2 separate regions of the Homo sapiens genome follow, and region 1 is linked to region 2. Evidence: chromatin contacts called from ENCODE Hi-C data. All regions are on one chromosome and are shown on one strand. Each heading gives the region's core, a stretch centred on a gene start or an enhancer-like site at or near the end of the contact. The rest is flanking DNA. Distances are from core to core; before and after follow the strand shown.

What was found. A loop is a pair of places that touch in the nucleus more often than their neighbours do. Pooled maps may share reads with other maps.
Region 1: a loop to region 2 is called in a map of CD8-positive, alpha-beta T cell, with 27 times the contacts of the local background. The contact joins the promoter of PCSK5 here to the promoter of SMC5-DT in region 2. A Hi-C loop is called at or near these places in 2 of 168 maps with a recorded cell type or tissue (CD8-positive, alpha-beta T cell and naive thymus-derived CD4-positive, alpha-beta T cell) and 6 of 50 pooled maps.

The regions. Positions count from the first base shown.
Region 1 is chr9:75,889,069-75,892,639 of GRCh38, forward strand. It overlaps PCSK5 (proprotein convertase subtilisin/kexin type 5), which reads left to right and starts at 1,605. Exons shown (of 38, transcript NM_001372043.1): 1 at 1,605-2,305. The coding sequence starts at 2,114.
Region 2 is chr9:70,257,083-70,260,559 of GRCh38, forward strand. It overlaps SMC5-DT (SMC5 divergent transcript), which reads right to left and starts at 1,792. Exons shown (of 4, transcript NR_039990.1): 1 at 1,314-1,792; 2 at 833-853. SMC5 (structural maintenance of chromosomes 5) reads left to right here and starts at 1,896. Exons shown (of 25, transcript NM_015110.4): 1 at 1,896-2,181. The coding sequence starts at 1,997. RefSeq lists enhancers at 1,463-1,652, 1,983-2,182 and a silencer at 1,723-1,942.

The DNA.
Region 1 (3,571 bases), core at 355-2,854, 5.6 Mb after region 2:
CTGCACTCCAGCCTGGGCGACAGAGCGAGACTCTGTCTCAAAAATACATACATACATACATACATACATACATACATACATACATACATACATACCTTCAATAATAAACCACATTTACTCTACAGTATTCAGAGATTCTGAATTCCACTAATTTTTTGTGCCTCCCCCTTCCCCTTTCTCCAGTGTACAGCACAATTCATTGCACATGCTAGGTGCTCAAAACAGATGTGTTGAATCAGTCAAATAAATAAACGAATAAAATACATACACTTCTGCACATGTTTTAGTTCTTCTGATCTTCTATTTCTTCAGCTATAATGTGGGGATGATGTTATTTTGTGGGTTTGTTTTCAAGATTAAATAATATAGCATACCTTATACAATATGTAAAATGTCAAATGCTATGCTCAAAGGTACTAGTGGAATTTTAAGTCTGCAGGTATCTTTCAGATTTTAAAAAATCAGTACCAAAAGCTATAGGTGGGATGAGTTAATTAATCTCAAACACATTTAAATTAACAGGAAGAAAGAAATAGGGCATGGTAGGAGGAGAGAAAGGAGGACAGTTAGGGATATAGTGAATACTTTTAAAGTCAGTTGAATTATTTCATACGGGATAATTTTTCTTGTCACAGTAAATCACCCTGTGCCCCACCCCCGCTCCAGGAAGGCAGGGAGGTTGTAAAGGAGAAGCGAGAAGAGGGTTAATTTGAGCTCCCTCCTGCCTGCTGCAGTCACAGTGCATGATAGAGTAATGAAGGTGACGCCGCCACATATCTCATCTGAACTTCCTCTGTGGTCTTTTTCATATTAAAGTCTTTCACTGTTACAGGACTGTGCTTGGAAAAGTTGGGAAACTTTTCCCTTGGTGGAGAAAAAGAAGCCCTCGTCAGACGCAATCCAACAAATGAATGGAGTTATTTCCTTGGCCCAACATGTCCATCCACTAGCACACCAAATATTCATAGAAACATCTTTCCTCACTTCCAAGGCCGGAATTGTACTCTCCCGTGGCGTTGCCTAGTATCGCAGATTTCGAAAGTGAGCAGGCAACAGACTTGGCTTTCGAGCCAATTCTAGGAGTCGATGCGACTTACTGTCCTGTGTGGTAGCTTCTCCCGGGAGCAGAAAGTGTAAAATAAACAGCTGCTGAAAAGCATGAAGAATTAACGAAGTGAAAATCTCGAGTTATTTGTTCGGCAATTGACACGTAAGTGACCTCCTTAAATGCCTAGTTATTTAAGGACGTTTAGAACGAGGATGAATGAATCTTCAGGGCGGTTAATTCGCACCGGCGTGTAAATTTCTTTAGTCTTTCGGGAAGTGGCGGTAAATTCATACAAATCCAGCAGGGAGGGAAGAGAAGGGAGTAAAACCACGATCTCGGAGCGCTCTTCTCAGTCCTTTGGAAAGACTTGCCTTTACTGCCCGGAACCCTGGAGGTTACAGCTGGGCGAACCCGGAGGCGCTAGGACCTCGTCAGCGCCTGGCTGCGGCCGCTTTCAAGAGGGCGGAGGAGGGAGAGGAGGAGGGCGATGTGGGAAAGGAGGGGTGTTAAGGGGGGCGGGGGAAGTCATTTATGCAGAGCAGGAGCTGCTGCCATTGCCACTCAGAATCCTCGCGCGCTGCTCGGAGCCGGAGGGAGCGCTGGGAGCGAGCAAGCGAGCGTTTGGAGCCCGGGCCAGCAGAGGGGGCGCCCGGTCGCTGCCTGTACCGCTCCCGCTGGTCATCTCCGCCGCGCTCGGGGGCCCCGGGAGGAGCGAGACCGAGTCGGAGAGTCCGGGAGCCAAGCCGGGCGAAACCCAACTGCGGAGGACGCCCGCCCCACTCAGCCTCCTCCTGCGTCCGAGCCGGGGAGCATCGCCGAGCGCCCCACGGGCCGGAGAGCTGGGAGCACAGGTCCCGGCAGCCCCAGGGATGGTCTAGGAGCCGGCGTAAGGCTCGCTGCTCTGCTCCCTGCCGGGGCTAGCCGCCTCCTGCCGATCGCCCGGGGCTGCGAGCTGCGGCGGCCCGGGGCTGCTCGCCGGGCGGCGCAGGCCGGAGAAGTTAGTTGTGCGCGCCCTTAGTGCGCGGAACCAGCCAGCGAGCGAGGGAGCAGCGAGGCGCCGGGACCATGGGCTGGGGGAGCCGCTGCTGCTGCCCGGGACGTTTGGACCTGCTGTGCGTGCTGGCGCTGCTCGGGGGCTGCCTGCTCCCCGTGTGTCGGACGCGCGTCTACACCAACCACTGGGCAGTCAAAATCGCCGGGGGCTTCCCGGAGGCCAACCGTATCGCCAGCAAGTACGGATTCATCAACATAGGACAGGTAACGAACTACAGGCTAGCCCAGCCCTCGGCCCTGAAGCCACTGGGGGCTTCTTGTCCCCTCTGCGTGGAACCCCCTCCCCCTCTTCCAGATGTGCTCTAGCAGCTGTTGCCCTAACTCTTGGGCGATGCTCTGTCTCCTGCGCGCGCGCGCGTACGCACACACACACACACACACACACACACACACACCCCAGAGTTGCCGGGTCCGTGTTTTGTTTACTTGTCTTTTCCAAGCCACGCGGGACTGGTAGGGTCTCGGGAAAAATCCAGAGTGCCCCCGTGGTGGCTTCAGAGACGGCTGGACCTTTTGACCTGAAAAGTCGAGTAGCACTAGTAATCTGAGGCAGTCTCAGAGAGGGTGATCGTGGGGAGAGGGGGAAATTAGGTCTTTTGGGGGATAGGGGGTGAGCGCGCCTCTGATGCCTGCGGGGAAGGGAAAGCCTTTCCTGCTCGGACCTGAATTTAGCCCAGAAAGAAGTTTCCTCTTGGGCGAGAGAACCTCTGGCGCTGGAGACTCCGGAGGCGCGGGGACTGGAGCTGGAAGGGAGGAGAAAGGAGGGGGAGGGAAGAGGGGGCCGGCCCCGGTGTGAGTGCAGATTTAGGGGAGACCTCTAGGCTTTCTCGCCTTAAGCGAGGTCCGCGTGGGGGCTCCCGGAAGGGAGTTGTAGTGGGGAGGTGGGAAACTTCCGAAACCGGCTGGCTGGGTTCCGCTCCGGGAAAACGAGGAGTCTTACCCCGGGACGGAAGGTGCCGGGCCGGGAGGTTGCGCCGTGGGGCGAGAGTTGGGCAGGCAGCAGGGGCGCGGGGTTTTTGTGGGGTGCCGCTCTCGGGCTTTTGGCAGAGCTCTCCTGCTAGGGAGAAATGCCCATAAACTAAGGTGATGCTATGAGGATGATTGGAAGCGTAACAGATTTGGAAGTACTCCGGGTTCAGTGGTCTTGGCTTTCTGGTTCTCTTCCCCCGACACCCCTGCGAGAAATGGGGGTAGAGAGGGCTATGAAAGTGGGTCCCAGAAAGTACCCCCCTCCACATACACACCGCAAGCATCTTTGGGGTTGGCCGGAGGGGCGGGCCCTGGCTGGGCTCAGGCGAGAATCCGCTGGAATGGGAGGTGAGGATGATGGATGGCGCCTTTCCAGCAGGCGCGCTTTGGGGACTGCCCGGGGTGCACGCACCCTGCGTGCTCTGCCAGGGGGAAGGGAGAGGGAGGTGCTGGCTGGTGCCGGCGGAGTGGGAGAGTACGGACAGTTTCTGAGGCCATTGC
Region 2 (3,477 bases), core at 542-3,041:
GTGGCATGCACCTGTAATCCCAGCTACTCGGGAGGCTGAGGCAGAAGAACCGCTTGAACGAGGGAGGCAGAGTTTGCAGTGAACTGAGGTGGCACTACTGCACTCCAGCCTGGGCGACTGGGTGAGACTCTGTCTCAAAAAAATCAAATAAAAAAAATCAAATAAAAAAATTAAAAGCTTTAGTCAGAACATGGCCCTCTCCTGCTTAAAACTTTGCAATGGCTTCCCATTGCTTTAAAAATAAAATTCAGGCTTTTCCACGATGGACAAGGTTCTGCTCTGCAACCTTGTTCACTGCTCTGCAGCAACACTGGCCTTCCCACCTCAGAGCTTTTGTCCTTACTGGTATGTTCCAGCAAAATTCTTTTGCCTGGGGTGCTCTTTTCTCAGATCGTCACAGTTTCTTCTCGTCCTTCAGAGTTTATCTTAAACACCACCACCTCTCTAAGAGGCCTTCCGTACCTCCCACCCATCAGGTTCATTTTGTTTTCTTCCTAACACCTGTCACAGTCTGACATTATGCTAATCATTTGTTGTGTCAGCCTTAAGTAGTGAAATTCAGAAAATATCATTAAGTATAGAGTTTATTCTAACGCAAAGCTTGAGGACAGCCACCTGGAAACACCAACTCCAAACAAATAGGGTCAATGTTCCAAAGTGAAGTTAAGGTTTCATTTACACAGGCAGAAACAGAGAAGGTTCAGCAGGAGTACATTTTCAATACAAGAGCAGTGCATAAATTACAGCGATTAGATTAGTTATAGATAGCTACATTCCAAGGAAGATAACTATATTAATTTATGAAGGGGGTAGTGATCTGAGGGGGTCTTACCTCTGTCTCTGTTTGGTCTTCCTGATTATAGGAAAAAACAAGGCAGACATTGCAGCTGTATGCCATGGGACTCAGGCCCCATCGCCACATTCTTCGCAAGGCTCAGAATAATTTAAAGTTCCAACAGCTTTAAGTTTGAATTATTTAATTTCACAGTTGATTCACTTGTTCTTTTCCTGTCTCCCACAATAGAAAATAAGCTCCCAGGGATGCAACCTTGGCAGGCTCCTAAACTGCCACGGCTCCAGTTTCTTGTAGATTAGATATTCACTGTTGGTTAAATGAAAGAAGTTCTAGACAGGCCTCGGTGTGCTGCCTCCTCTTTAACGAGAGGGCTTACTAGATGAATGTGAGCAGACGGAAGCAGAACACCCTCTTAATGAAGGCAGCGCATTCCAGCTCAGGGATTTCTAGAAACCTCGGGGGCGGAAGTTTAACCAGAGAATTAGGAGGCAAGGGGAAGAGTAGCAATGAGGTTAACCTGTGCAGTGTAGTCATTTCACGAGTTTGAGAACGCCTAGCACGATGCCTTAACGGAGCGTCGGGCACAGAGTCATTTGGGAGGATTTCTTTTTCGGATTTTTGAGACAGGAACCTGATTTGAAGCAACAGGGAAGAACACCAAGAGGACGAAGAGCCAACGACGGGCGTGCCCGGGAGCTCTCACCTGGAAGGGGTGGGAGCAAGCAGGGCCTGACGTCCTCCCGCCTTGGCGGCCGTGGACGCCCCAGGTGCCACCCACAGCAGCCTCCCACCACACATGACTGAGGCTCGGGAAGCAATAAAGTGGCTTTCAAAATACTAAACGCAATTGAGATTTTTTCCTGAGTTAAAACAAAAAAAAAAAGGAACTGAATGCCGAAATATACGGAGAAGAAACTCCAGTTGCCACGTCCCCGAACGTCTCCACCCAGTCCTGCCTGCTGTTTCGCCCTCAGTCTGGGCCTCGCACAGCGCGGCGGAGCGCGGGAGGGGCGGGGCGGGCCTGCTGACGTCGCCGGACCTGAACTGCGCAGGCGCGGCGCGAGATCGCGGGAGCGAGCGCGCGGTAACAGTTCGCGGCAGTTCGCGCGGGAGCGGGGCGCCTGGGTGGATGGGCGCTTGGGCGCCTGGGCTGCCGGACGGTGGGAACGGAAGTCGCTGTGGGACGCTGAGGAAGCCAGGATGGCGACTCCGAGCAAGAAGACGTCAACTCCAAGCCCCCAGCCTTCCAAGAGAGCTCTCCCGAGAGACCCTTCGTCGGAGGTCCCGAGCAAGAGGAAGAATTCGGCCCCGCAGCTGCCGCTGTTGCAGTCGTCCGGGCCTTTCGTGGAAGGCTCTATCGTCCGCATCTCGATGGAGAACTTCCTGTAAGTTGCCCGGAGGCCGCGCCGCGGGTGTGGAGGTGTGCTGGCCAGCAGGCCCCGGGGCTCCGGCAGCGCGCGGGCGTGGGCGTGTGGGTGTGTACCTGGCTTGTGGGTCTGGCCTTGAATTCGTGCCGGGGTTCCCTTGAGGATTTTCCTACGTAGGCTGTGGAGATTGACGTGTATGATGTAGGAGATGTGTGCCTTGGGTGATGTGGTTTTTAAATTTAGTCAGCCAAGGTTTTCCAAAGGTGTCATGTAGCAGGTAGTGGTTGTAGGAGGGAGTAGGTCTCTGCCCGCTGGGAGTCGCGATCCATAGCGGCCCTGGTCTGGAATTCACAGAAGTATTGTCCCCGGGAACTTAAGAGGAGGCAACAGTTAATTCGGCGTGATAGTGATGCTGTGGCGGATTCTTAGGGTAGGCATTTGCCAGAGAGGAGTAGATAAGACGGTAAAGGTTGTTCGGGAATGGAGGTTACAGGTACAAAAAAATTAAACACTTACTGGCAATTGTTGGACCTCCCTACAAACCCTTGACCCCACTAAACCCAGTTTTCTTCCCTGGTTCCTCCCTCTCCCCTTCAGACAACTAGTTACCGCTTTAGAATTTAGTAAGTTTTAAATATATCATGTATTTGCCTAGCACCTTCCAGTTCATTTGTTCCAGGTCTTTTTTTTTTTTTTTTTCCTCTTTTTTTTTGAGACGGAGTTGCGCTCCTGTAGCCCACGCTGGATGGAGTGCTGTGCCGCGATCTCGGCCCACTGCAACTTCCGCCTCTCGGTTTCAAGCGATTCTTCTGGGTCAGCCTCCCGAGTAGCTGGGACTACAGGCGCGCGCCACCACGCCCGGCTAGTTTTTGTTTTTGAGACGGAGTGTCATACTGTCGTCCGGGCTGGAAGGTAGTGGCGCAATCTCGGCTCACTGCAACCTCCGCCTCCCAGTTTCAATCAATTCTCCTGCCTCAGCCTCCCGCGTAGCTGGGATTACAGCCAGCCGCCACCACGCCCAGCTATTTTTTTTTGTATTTTAGTAGACTCGCGGTTTCACCGTGTTGACCAGGCTGATCTGGAACTTTTGACCTCAGGTGATCTGCCCGCCTCGGCCTCCCGTAGTGCTGGGATTACAGGCGTGAGCCACCATGTCCGGCCGGAAGTCTTTTTAAAGCTTGCACATAGTGGCATAAGGATAACAGAATTGTAATAACAATACTACCTTTTTTTTTCAAGCACCTATTGTGTGCCAGGTACATAGTGCACTCATTCTTTCTTCATAACAACTCTATCTTGATAATTTCCATTGCT